Regions from separate parts of the Mus musculus genome. Here region 2 is linked to region 1. Evidence: chromatin contacts called from ENCODE Hi-C or POLR2A ChIA-PET data. All regions are on one chromosome and are shown on one strand. The core of a region is the stretch at or near the end of the contact, and the rest is flanking DNA. Distances in the headings are between cores, read along the strand shown.

Region 1 (6,693 bases), core at 1,814-4,313:
TCTGGGTTCCTTCACTCCGTATAAAGGAATGACGGCAGAGTGCTGGGCCCTACGTCGAGGCCTAGGAAGCCTCTGAGAAGCAAGCTACCCTGGCGGCACATCTCTCAGTGGGGTGATGAGACCTGAACACTGCTGAAGGACTACTTTTGTGTATTCTGTCTTTTCCAGCCATAGCACAATGACAGTGTCTTCTGCTAATCTGCTAGAGATAAAATGTTGAAAAAAATGTTAAAACTATTCTCTGCTGTAGGCGCTTATTCAGGAAAAAAAGTATACAGTTTTGTGGAATCCAAAAGAAAATCATCTTTGACTGCTTTCTGGTTATTTCTGATTATCCCAGAGGTAAGTTCAAAGGAAAAACCACGTCTCCTTTACAGGAAAGTCCCGAATGCAATCCAACCACCGAAATGGCTGGAGTGGCTCACACCCATTCTCCCTAGCTGGGTTAGTGCAATGTCACTAAAGCTGGGTAGGAGATGTGCCCTAAGCAATTCTGAAAATATAAATGATTGAAGCCGTAAGAGCAGGCCCTTTTTATTTGGAAAATAAACTCAAGATGAAACTGAAGAGCTGCATCTGCCTGTGTTCTCAGGTCCTTATTACACACAATGAAATACGAGATCCCAGAAATGGAAGTGTGCTTCAAATGCCCCTGCACTAGCCCCGAGTGTCCTGCCCTTTCTTAAGGACACTGTGAAAATGTATCCCACATGTTGCTATATGCTTGGCCACCGCCTTCTCTGCTGTGTAGTTTAGGAAACCATTTCCCTTTAATTTTAGAAGAATCTCTTCATCCTCCAGCCACTCTCTTCTAAACAGCCACGAATTTTTGAGATCTGACAAGAATATATAATTGCCAAATGAAAGAATTTTCATTACTTGTAATATCGTGCTTAGCACTCTTGCTACCTCTCTACCTAGGATTAAAAAGACAAGAAGGATAAATACTTTAATATTAGCCCCCTGAGACCACCGGTCAGGAATAAAATTTATTATATGCAAATAAAATTCCCTCAGCTAAGCAGGACTTGCTAGGACATTAGAAAGCTTTAAGATTACTTCTTAACTAAACACATCTCCAAAACACCACTGTGACCTGCAGCAGTGTCACACTTGGCACTCACAATGGCGGGAGGAGCTACTGCTTTCTTTTTGATAAACCCTGTAGTTCCAGCTGCTCCTTCTCTGCTATGTAGAGCAGACTAGCCTGGACCTCACAGAAGCCTGCCTCTCTGGTTTCTGAGTGTTGGGATTAAAATAATTATGTGCCCTCCTAAGCCTGGACTTTTAAGTCTGTTTATATTTCCCTTTACGTTCAATCGTTTACACATAATACAGTAAAATATCTGAAAATTATCTTGGGATATTTACTGATATTTTACTTTTACAAAATGAGGCTTTTCTAAAATCACTAAGAATACCCAAAACACTTCAACTGAACTACATCATGCAGAGATTTTAGAGCCTCCAGTACCACAACAGAAATGGTAATAATCTTGAAAAGGTGATTTCCACTTTAAAATCCCATCTGAAGTAGGATGTGGAGGCACACACCTTTAATTCCATGACTTAGGAGGCAGAGGCAGGCAGCTCTCTGAGTTCAAGGCCAGCCTGGTCTACAAGGCAGGTTCTAGGACAGCCAGGGCTGCTACACAGAAACTCTGCCTCAAAAAACTAAAATGAAGTAAAATGAAATTCCATGCGAAAGACCACCTGTTGATAAATCTTGGACCCTTTAAAATGAAAAATTACTTACTTACAATAGTTTACCAAAAAAAAAAAAAAAAAAAAAAAAAGGACAAACTAGTATGTAAGCAAATGGGACTCTGAAACATTCAGATTACAGGGCTACAAAAAGTAAAAAGCAAAGAACCAAAACAAAACCACGAGAGTACTACGCCTAAATCGCTACTCAAAACCATCACGATGTTCAAGTAAATACTAAACTTGAAAGCTAAAATTTAATCTGTTCTCGCGAGGGTCCTACTAGTCTGACATTTTATCTTTTAAGCGTCTTGGCTAACAAACTTAACTGAAGATCAGTGCAGTTCATTTCACAGTGTGTATGGGGGGGGGGGGCGGGCGGGCATTTCTTCATCATTCCTCTCTTGGCTAAGGTGCATATCAAATGGAATTAGTGCAAGAGTCAACTCAATAGGCACCTTAAAGCAATGTGCCATTTTACTCTCCCCACAAATTCTCCAGGGTTATAACTCCAGTTCCTTTAACTCTTGGTGTTTCACTTTCCATTTCACAGAAATCACGTAGTTGATCCTGGAGAGCCAGAGCACACTGGCCTCTGCAACCAGGGGGCAGGCACGTGAATGATCCCTAGGTGCAAGGGAGTTGGAAATGCAACCCCACCGAGTGGGACAGCTGAATCAGACGCGGCTCCCGGGGCCGGGTTATCCTCCGCGCTGGGACCACTGGCTGGGTGAGGGGCACACCGCCAGGACCTCTCCCCGAGCTCCCCGGGGCAGGACCGTACCTGCCGAGCCAGGGGCTGTTACCTAACCGGCCCGATCGTCCCACGGTCTCATCCAGTCCTCCCTGTCCCAGAGCCAAGGCCGCCGGCGGCTACGGTAGCTGCAGCGTGCGCCCATCCCGCCGAGCCTCCGGCCGCGCCCCCGCCGCGGCGTAGGCCCCGCCTCCGGCCCGCGCCTCCATCCTTCAGCCACCGCGTTGCGGCTCCTCCACCTGCCCCATCCCGCCGCGCCGGCTCCCGCCGCCCCGGGCCCGGAGACCCCCCCCCCCCCCCATCGCAACTCCACCTTGTACGAGTCGGTGGCCAGCAGGATGTTGAACTCGGCTTCTGCCGCAGCATTCATCTCGGGCCGGAGCGGAGACGCCGCGCCACGAGCTGCCCGGCGCGGCTGCGAGCAAGGAGAAAAATGGGCTTCGCTGCGCTCCGTTGCTTAAGTCACCGCTCGCTCGCAGGGGGGCGGGAGAGCAGGGAACGGAGCGCGGGGAGGGGCCGGGAGGGCGGGCAGGTCCGTGACGCGGCGGTGGAGGCTAGCGCGCTCCCCTGCCCAGCGCGCTCCGGCGGCTTTCCCGGCGGCTCCGCGCCCCGCCCATCCCGGGGACAAGGGGCGGGGCACGGCTGCGCGTGCGCAGCGCAGGGGCGGGGGGGACTGAGGAGGACGTGAGGCACGCGCTCTGCCTCAGCTGCGCCCGCCCCGGGCCTAAAGCCGACCGTCACCCCAGCGCGTGACCTGGGCGCCTGCCTCTGAGGGGCGTGGTCTGATGCAGGGGCGTGGCTTGGCGTTCCCAGCCTCGCCCCTCCTGCCGGGAGTCTCTTTGCCCGCCCCAACCCGGACCTTCCTCTTGTCCTACCCAGTCCCTGCTCGTCCTGAGAGTCTTGTTGGAGTCACGCCACCAGCTAAGGCCAAGGAGCCACCCACTGTCGTCTCCCTGTTCCCGCACGCGCTGAATTACCTTTGTCTCCCGCTTGGACGATGGATGGAATCTTTGGTCCCCATCCGTCTTGTGGATTCCGATCCTCTAGATTTTCCTTTAAAATCAGAGGAGCTGCTTGCGGTCTGAGTTGCCCTGGCGCGTGGACTTGCTTTTCTCCGCGCTCAGTCTGTAGCTGAGCTCTTTGATCCTTTGAAGGCTGACTTTTCCTGGAGAAAAGCCTTTGCGTCTTAGGGAAAGGTTAAATTCAACCCTCTCAGACAATGTAGGGACAAGACCAAATTGAATCTAATATTGTTGGGAAGTAAAAGGCATACAGCCAAGTCTTATACAGTGGATCTGTTTTTTGGTTTTTTGTTTTCCTTTAAATCATTAAATCGTGGGGGAAAGAGCTAGTAACCTCCCAAATAAGCGAAGTGACGTCTGATGACGTCACCCAACTTCCATGAGCCTGTCCTCTTGTTCAGTTTTCACATACAGAGTTGCAAATTTGTTTTGCATAGAACTAAAATTCCCTTTGCATGTTTAATAGCATTTAAGAATTCTAAGATTTAGGCTTTGTTGTTGTTTTGTTTTTATGGAATACAAGTAGCAGGGGGAAATCGGTATAACTAAACTGGCACAGACTGCATCAAGTTAGTAGCTTCCTTTTGCCTTTGACTTCTCAACAATGTTAGATTCAGTTTGGTCTTGTCCCTTCATCGTCTGAGAGGGTTCAATTTAACCTTCCCCTTAAGACACAAAGGACTGTTGAGACTTTTCTCCAGGAAAAGTCAAACAGCTTTCAAAGGATCCAAGAGCTCAGCTACAGCATCCATTCATCTACAATTGACCGCCATTTTAGGCTGTTTTATGCGGGGGGTGGGGGGTGGGTGGGGGGTGGAGGTGGGGGTGGGGATAAGATTCTAATTACAAAGTAGTCTTTGTTCACGGTAGTGTTTTCTAAAAACAAAATTTGATCTTGCAATCTTTCAGTTTTTTTCCCTGTATAAAAATGAAAAAGCCCAAAATGTAAAAATGCTAACATTGTAAGCATACTGACATTGCTAGATAAGTTCAAGAGTAGGGTCTGCAGGAATATTACTGGCTTAATCCCACAGCAATCTTTAGAGGAAAAGGTGACTATTGAAGTTCTTAGAGTTCTTAAAAGCCCCTCTCCCGCAAAGGGCTATATGCTAGTGTGGACTGACTAGAAGGAAGCAGATCAACTTTTAAGAGTTGGGGTCTCAGATATAGCTGTCTCTTGTGAGACTATGCCGGGGCCTAGCAAACACAGAAGTGGATGCTCACAGTCAGCTATTGGATGGGTCACACGGCCCCCAATGGAGGAGCTAGAGAAATTACCCAAGGAGCTAAAGGGAACTGCAACCCTATAGGTGGAACAACAATATGAACTAAGCAGTACCCCGGAGCTCTTGTGTCTAGCTGCATATGTATCAAAAGATGGCCTAGTCGGCCATCACTGCAAAGAGAGGCCCATTGGACTTGCAAACTTTATATGCTGTGTGTCTCACTCATTCCCCTCTCTGTATACTAGCTCTGGTTCTCAAGGCCTTTGCCACAGACCCCAATTTGCCCCATCTGACTTGCTATTTATTCTTACCACATGTGTTAGATATTTGGCAATGGGGAAATACCTTAGAGAAATAGTTATAAAAGAGGAAACATCTATTTGGCTCATAGTTTCAGAGTTTGATCCATATCACTCAGTGTTGTCTTTTTTGGACTTGGAGTAGAGGAGGGAATCATGGCAGAATGAGTGATAGAGGAAAGATTCATAGAAGTCAAAAATGGAGGTGGTGAGGAGAGGGCAGGAATGGAGACAAGGTATAGTCCCAGGAACATGCCCTGATTACCTTCTTCTAGCAAACATCCAAATCATGACATTTCTATCATCTCACCAAATAGTACCATCAGCTGACAAGCTCTCAACATATAAGCCAGAAGAGGGCAGTTCCTATTCAAACCGTAAAATTCTACTTTTGGTCAAAGACTCATCACCATCTGATGTATAAAATGCATTTAGTCCATCTTCAAGAATCCTTAATATCTCAAAACTTTAAGTCCAAGCTCTCTGCAGAGTTCAAAACAAAATGTTAGCTTTCAAGATACAGTGGTACAGAGTAAGCATTCCCGCTCTGCAAAAGAGAAACGGGAACACAGGGATGAGGGATAGAAACGAAGCAAATCAGAAACACAGCAGGACACAAGTCAAATCCTAACTAGCATAACTTCATGTCTGACAATTGGGGCTGCATGCAGACAGGATGGAAACTCTGAGGCTTGGATAGCCATTTGTTTGAATATGGAATAAATTCTATTAAATAGTACAAGATTAAAAACCTTAGCTTTCATCAGTCCATGTTTATAAACATACCTATTTATATAGTTTGACATATACATTAAATGTAAACTATATCTTTACTGTAAGTCTAATGAAGGCTAAGTTTCGACCACATCTTTTCCCAAGGTAACCAAATGTATAGGCCATGTGTCAGATATTACTTGGTTCTTCCTATAAGACTGAAGGCCTACAGACTATATAGAACAGATTGTATAGATTGATTACAATTTGTTTGTTTGTTTGTTTGTTCAATTGATTGTTAGGTACCTATCTTAGCCTACGTCTGTTAGCAGATGTAATTCTCACTTGGGTTTCGTACCTAATCTTGCCTTGAAAGTCTCTGAAGACACATTTTGTTTTGTTTCCTTGTAAGTGAACAGGTAAGAGTCCTGAACTCACTCTTCAATGTTTGTCACTGACCTAAGGGGAAACAGTGTCAAACATGTTACAAGTACATATGCCCCAATTTATCTAACACAGTTTAAACCTTTTTAAAAAATAGCCATTTCAACTATATGCTTTAGTTAATTTATATAAGCACAGTTAATCAAAGCAATTATATTTAAATATTAATAGTATGAAATTCTTTATCCTGATTTACAAGACATTTCACATGGTATACATATGCAAAATAACTCATTGTTCCTCATAATTGCATAAAATCGTAATTTATCCATGAACATAATATTAAAATAAAATAACTTACAATAGCAAATATCAAGGATAGTAGTGACACGACCATCTATATAATGGGTTTTGTTTGTTTGTTTTTTTGTTTTTACTAATTGAACTTGAACAGCCATTCTTATTGTAGCCCATAAGGTTTCTTTCTTGGGCTGGCTGTGCTCTGTGCCTGCAACTTTTCATGGAAATGTCCCATGTACCTAGCATCTTTTTAATATATCTTCAGTTTTAACTGTTACAGTTTCACATGT
Region 2 (6,693 bases), core at 2,282-4,781, 37 kb before region 1:
AAATTGGGGCAGTTCCAAGACAATCTCAGACTTTCTGTAAAGTTAGAAGGTTCTCACAGCTTCAGGGATCTGGAGAGGTTCTTGGGATTTCCCAGGCAGCAAGAGCTTATGGAGTGGGGGATGGGCGTCTGGGATCTCAGCCGGTAGAGGGGGATGGGTGGGCTGCAGGGATGTGTAGGGTTTGTGGATCTCTGCCTGATAAAGTGGGACTGGAGAGGGAGGCTGATGGAAAGCGTGAGATAGCTAGTCTTCAGACAGGTCGTGGGGCTGAGTGGAGTTGATGGCATGAGCCCAGTGTCCCTACCTAGGATACTAGGGAAGATTCATTTTTAATCAAGTTTCTAGAGTTCCCATCACTTACAGAAAGTATATAAGGGCATGGGCCATTGAAAGAACCATGGGAGGCAATCAACATGCTCAAGACTGTGAGCATGTTCCCAAGACAAGGGGCAGCTCATCCACCATGAGTGCAGTGGCAGAGGAGCAAGAGAACCCATGACGCAAGAGACATGTAATTCCACTGCAGTTTACTGGAACACTGATTCTAAGGAGTTTTGCCCACCCACCCAAAAAAGGAGAAAGAAAGAAAGAAAGAAAGAAAGAAAGAAAGAAAGAAAGAAAATAAGAAAATATCTTAGTTACTTTTCTGTTGCTGTTCTAACACCATGACCAAGGTGACTCATAACAGACAACGTTTAATTGGAGCTCACCGTTCCAGAGGCAGAGCAAAGGCATGGTGGTAGGAACAGCTGAGAGCTGACACCCCAGTCCACAGACAGGAGGCTAACTTCTTAAAGCAGAGAGAGCTGACTTTCAATGGCACAAGTCCTTTGAAACTTCAAAACCTACCCCTGTCAAATACTTTCTCCAACAAGGTCATACCTCCTAAATCCTCCCCAAATAGCCACCAACTGGGGACTATTTAACTATCAGACTCTTACGAAGGGCATCTCATCCCAACTACTTCAAAAGTAAGGAAAATGTGTGTGCAAATTAGATATTTGATATTCAAATTATAGCCTTTGGTGTGTGTCTTAGTTTGGGTTTCCACTGCTGTGAACAGACACCATGACAACTTTTATAAAGGACAACATTTAATTGGGGCTGGCTTACAGGTTCAGAGGTTCAGTCCGTTGTCATCAAGGCGGGAAGCATGGCAGCATCCAGGCAGATGTGGTGCAGGAGAAGGAGCTGAGAGTTCTACATCTTGATTTGAAGGCTGTCAAGAGAAGACTGACTCTGGCCAGACTTGATCATAGATCTGAGACCTCAAAACCAACCCCTTACAGTGACATATTTCCTCTAACAAAGCTACACCTCCTCCAATACGGCCACACCTCCTAATAGTGCCAGTTTCCATGGGCAACGAGTATTCAAAGCATCACAGTGAGACAAACAATGAAATTAAGGTTTCACTTAGGATAGGGTTATATTAACAGAAGAATCAGTTAATACTTAAAAACAAAACCCTTGCCAGGCATGGTAGCTCATGGCTTTAATTCCAGCACTGGAGAAGCAGAAGCAGGTGGATCTCTGAGTTTGAGGCCAGCTTGGTCTGTAGAGTGAGTTCCAGGATAGTAAGGACTACACAGAAAAACTCCGTCTCAGAAAACACACACACACACACACACACACACCACAAAACAAACAACAAAAAAACCCTTAAGATAGTTCTTATCAGCTTTCCTGAAGAATTGTGCTACCAGATAGATTAGTAACATATATTTTCAATCATTAAAAAGCCAAGGAAATAAAACTACCACACAACAGAACAAAAAAGTCTATTCAGGAGACACCCAGAAAACTACTTCACATTGCTCGAATTCTTTTAGTTTTCTTACACAGAGACAAACATGCTGGTTCAAATGAGAAGTCATCCATTCTTCCAGGCTCACATGCCTTTGAGCAAATGAGTAAACTCATACAAATGGAACTGAAGGCAGCTTTTTTTCTGAGGACCTTAGCAGTGTATACATCTCTCTTATGTGGAAATTCTCAAGTGTAACCTCTCCAGTTCTCTCCAGATATATTTCTGTAGGGGCCTAGGTAAAATGTTAAGGCCTAGGTAACAGTTAGCTGGTTAGCCTGAGATTATAAGGAAACTTTCTCATATGTTTCTGCTGTCACTAGGAAACTTTCTAATGCCGATATTGATGACATATTCTGTTATAGTCTGTGCCCTTGGGAACCCAATCACGATAGAGGTCAGTAGAACTGCTTTGTATAGTTACTCACCATAAGCTTGGACCTGAACCAACGACCCAACAGCACTTCCTGCATCTATGTATAAGCTTTTATGGTATTTAACTTTATAAACTACCCCTGGGATGGGCTCCAACACAAGAAAGACACCTGCACCAATATAAGAAACTATTTGGAATAAGACTTCCATTTTGAACAGTGGTCAAGTAAAGTTTAGGTTCCCAAGACCTCCCTAGAAACTGACATCCGACTTGGCAGAAAGAGACATGTATGTGGGAAACTGACATCCTAGTTGGAAAGTTAAAACACGAATTTTAGACAAGTCCCATCCTGATAGACAAGTTAAGGTGTGACTATTAGACAAGGCAAGTCTCCTGTCACAGTTGAATACCCCAACCAATGGGGGCAGGAGGGAGAAAGTATACAACAGAGACAAGTTCCCAAGGGAATCCCCCATCCCTACATCCTGATTGGTGAAATAACTTGACACAGATACTTGTGGATTTTGGGCTTAAAAACACTGGGTCTTAACTCAGGGTCATGGTTCAGTTCCCAGATCTGGACTATGGCCCTGGTCGACCAGTCTTGTGGTGTGTGCTCGATAAACTATCCCTATCTGACTGAGATCGGAGTTCTTGTGGCTTGTGAGGCAATTCTTGGACCCCAACAGTTCTGTCTGTCTATCTATTCTACAATCTTTAAAACAATCCTTTAAGTAAAGCTGGACCAGATGTTATGCTGACTGGGTAGCCCAGCAATAGTCACGTGACTTCATGTATTCCACTTCTGGGGGCACAGTCCAATGGAGGGACTTCGCTTGGTGAGGCTGTCAGCATCACTAGGGAGTGAGTATGGCAGCTCCCCCAAGTTCAGGGCCGGAATGAGTCCTCTCAGCTTCCTGCAGTTCCCAGGCACCAGAACATCCCTGAGGGAGAGAAGCTTGGGAGGAAGTCACTGGACAGTTCGTCTTATGCAGATGGCTTTGCTCCAGAGTCTAGGCAGGCAGGCAAGATGCCCTTTCCTCCCTTGGTAGGTCCACTGCTGCCCCGTTTGCACACGTTCAGACGGATCAGGGCAGTCTGATCCATCTTGTCCTCTTTGCCCATTTGGCAAGTTCATCCAACCTATGGATGCATTTTCTGCCCTTGCTCAATGCTGTGGCCATCAACTGCCTGAGCTGTGGTTTGAGACAGACCAATCAAACCATCATATTGCCTCCTTCCAAACCGTCCAAGTCAGCAGCCAAAGAAACTAAAAATAACTGGAAATGCTTTGGCTAGTCTGTCTCAAGGGAGAGGGTCAGCTGAGGCTCCAGAAAAAGGGAACATAGAGCCGGACAATCAAGAAATACAGTTGCCTGTTCCCTAAAAGCTGTGTGTGACCTTGGCAGAAGAGCAGCAGACACATACCCACTTATACACTTAGGATGGTGTGGCAAGATGCAGACACGGCGCACAGTGGCCAGGATTCTCATCATACGGCAGAACCAAAGTGACGTCTGTCTGTAGGTTCACAGACATGTTTCCTGGAAGGGACCTTCTAGAGAAAGTGACAAGGAAACCATATCTGGAGTGAGACGCTATACGTGGGCAGACAGTGAGGAGGAACGGTCTGTTTTGATCTGGTTGATGAATACAGTCAGGAGCACAAGAGGCAGGCTAGGAGTCAAATGGCCCTTCCTGGTCCTGACAGACCCTTTTCTAGGACAATAGGAGGAAATGTCAGCCTGGAATTTCCCACAATTGCAGATAAATGGCTGACCAGTTGCTAGTTGTTGTTGTTATTATTATTTTATTGTCTTAAAAAGCACCAGTTTTTGGTTTGATGAAATGAGGACTTGGGGTGTACTGAGCAGATGTACAATAGAGACTGAATCATGGCTTGACAGTAGTGCTAGGTGGGGCAGGGCAGAGTGAGACAGAGTTCTGACTAATGAGCCTCCTCTCCCAATATGTGACAGCTGAGTGCGTTCTGTATGTCAAGCCCTAGTGTAGACCCTAGGGCACACACTCTAACTTAGTGGGCAGAACTAGGCAAGGGCTTGCCAAAGAAATAATTCCAGCCCATGAGTTAAAAGTCTCACTTATCAAGGTAGTGTCTCTTGGCTTCATGGCTTCGAAATAATCAACTATTCACAATGTCTGGTATATGTATGTATGTATATGTATGTATACATATATATATATTCCAACTTAAAAAATAATTTTATCTGTCCTTTGTTTCAAAACCACCTGAGAGGAATGAGGTATCTACCCTTCCCCTGTCCCCTCTCTTGCAGTCTCATATACACAAAATAGGAGATTCAGTTGTTGTTTAGTTTGTTGCCTTGTCCCCACCCACTCCCAAGGTGGGCAAGTAGCCCCAGACAATAGAAAGCTCTGCTCGCTCATCCACCACCAGGTAATCAGAGACACACATTCCCTGAGAAGCCCTGGGCATGCCACCGTCTGGCTCAGCACCTGCAATATTGTAATACTGCTTTCTTTGCTTGATACTAAAAGCAGTACTTTTTTAGATATTATAGAGAATAAAAGTCAGTCAGAAAAGTCTAGAACTTTTTTAATGCATGTAAATTTTATGATACAACTGCCTTAGAGTTACTGTGTGCACAAGGCAGGAAAGGATGTGTTCGGACTGGTCAGTAGATTTGCAGTCTGAAAATCATTCGAGCTGCCTTTCTCAGTTAAGTTACCCTCCTCTTTGCTTCCTGTAGGAAGAACACAGTGGCCTTTCCATCCACAGGCAGGCTAGGGTGATGACAAGTTTTATGATCCTCAGAGGACAATTCTTGGCCATCCTGTGCTGAGCCTTGTTCCCTAAACAGGGCAGATAACACTGCTAACACAGGGGCAGAGAGCATTGGTCCCAGGGGTAAAGTCCTGCATCAATGCTCTGGAAGCCGTACATATAGGACAGTGGTTCTCAGGCAGGTATCTCGGCAAGACCTCCCCAGTGTCATAGCCTGGCATGCATGCTTTGGATTTTTAGGAGTATATGTCTGTGGTTCAGAAAAGCCTACAGGTAATCTAATCTAATAGGTAATCTAATCTAACCATCCCCTTCCATCTTCCACCTATCGGTGAACGACTAATATACCAACACCCCACACAAGGGCAGAAAACGGACATGAGAATCAGGCACGAGAACCTAGGAGAACGGGGAAGATGAGGTGCTGTTTCCCAGAATGCATCTGTCCCTGCTTTAACTCCCCTCTGACATTTCCAACATGGCTCATCTGAGAAGAGAGGGCACTGTCTGTCTAAGCTTTATTTTCCCCAAGGCTTGGTAAATAAGCCACAGCCCGGTGTTGGAATGCTCTGTTCCTTTTGGGCGCCACACTTTGCTGGCACACTGTTCTGGGGATGAGTGATGTCAGCAGCCCTGGACACATGAGCCATCTGACCACAGGAAAAGTACAGCTATGACTGCAGCCAAGCGCTCCTTTAAAGATGTTTCCAACCCTGTTTTGGATGTGGCTTTTGTAAGTGGCACATAGATTTTTAATACATTTATCTTGTAATATGTTTAGGGTATTTATGGTTCACATTATGTACATAAAATTCACGATTAATCTTATTTGGCTAGTTGTTCCACATGCTTTTCTCATTTATTTTAAAAAGCATATACACGTCTGGCCTTTTCCTATTAGTCTGAAAGAAATACACTTACTTCCATGTTTACTTGGTCAATATGTACATGTTCATTTATGTTCTAAAAACGCACCAGCACACTTGCTGAAAACTAAAGCATTTCAGAATACCTCTAACTTTGCTCCTATTTTAATTTGGGGCACACTGCTATTCACTATTGTTTCAGACAGTCAGTGTCTGCTGGGTTTGGGGTGTGCTCACTATACCCCCTCCCCCCCACCCTCCCACTCCCTTAGAACTTTCTGAAATGGTGGCATGAAGAAGTTCAGCTTTTGGTGTTGTGACAGAACTCCGTTTATCCTTATTCTTGAAACTGTTTTAGTGGAAACAAGGCTGTCTTAAGACAATGGTAGCTGCTGCGGTGGTCTTGATCCCTTAGAACATGTCTTGTTCTGGCTTTCCCCAATATTTTTATTAGCAAGTATATGAAATAATGTGTCTACATTTTTGTGTAAATCACTGTATTCTACTCAGATCTGCACACTCCATCCTGAGCTCTTCAAAGACACCCTCTGCTCTTCCAGGCTCCCACTTCCACTCTTGTCTGGATGTGACTTTATTTTTCTGAGAATTCATTGAGATTTAATCTTTAGATGGCTGCTTTCCCCAGTTCAGGTGAATCCTGAAGCCTTATGAAAAACAAGGTATGGATTTTCAAGGCAGGACCTATGTGTCCCAAGCTGTCCCACTTGGTGACTCTACCTCAGCCTTTACTAAGACACTTTCACAGACACACACAGTGTACTTGAGATCCCGTTCAGCCGTTACTATCCTCCTCCTGTTGGTCTAGGGAAAGTACCGACTTCCTCTCTTTAGTTGATGCTCATCAGTATCCTTTGCT

The links. Hi-C counts contacts between places; a loop is a spot of excess contacts on that map. ChIA-PET counts read pairs that join two places held with the same protein, here RNA polymerase II (POLR2A).
Region 2: a map of heart shows a loop between it and region 1 (5-fold over the local background). The contact joins the enhancer-like site here to the promoter of Nampt in region 1. A Hi-C loop is called at or near these places in 5 of 37 maps with a recorded cell type or tissue (gastrocnemius and heart). POLR2A ChIA-PET finds 5 or more read pairs at or near these places in 2 of 5 experiments (both embryonic stem cell).

What each region holds. Positions count from the first base shown.
Region 1 is chr12:32,816,705-32,823,397 of GRCm38, reverse strand. Nampt (nicotinamide phosphoribosyltransferase) reads right to left here and starts at 3,063. Exons shown (of 11, transcript NM_021524.2): 1 at 2,772-3,063. The coding sequence starts at 2,828.
Region 2 is chr12:32,853,894-32,860,586 of GRCm38, reverse strand. No RefSeq gene overlaps it. Among named protein-coding and RNA genes, the nearest start is that of Gdap10, 33 kb to the right of the region's middle. Within about 2 kb of position 3,531, at least 1 of the 3 ENCODE cell types and tissues checked has a DNase peak (open chromatin) inside an H3K27ac peak, as active enhancers do; it is heart, where a contact is called at or near this core.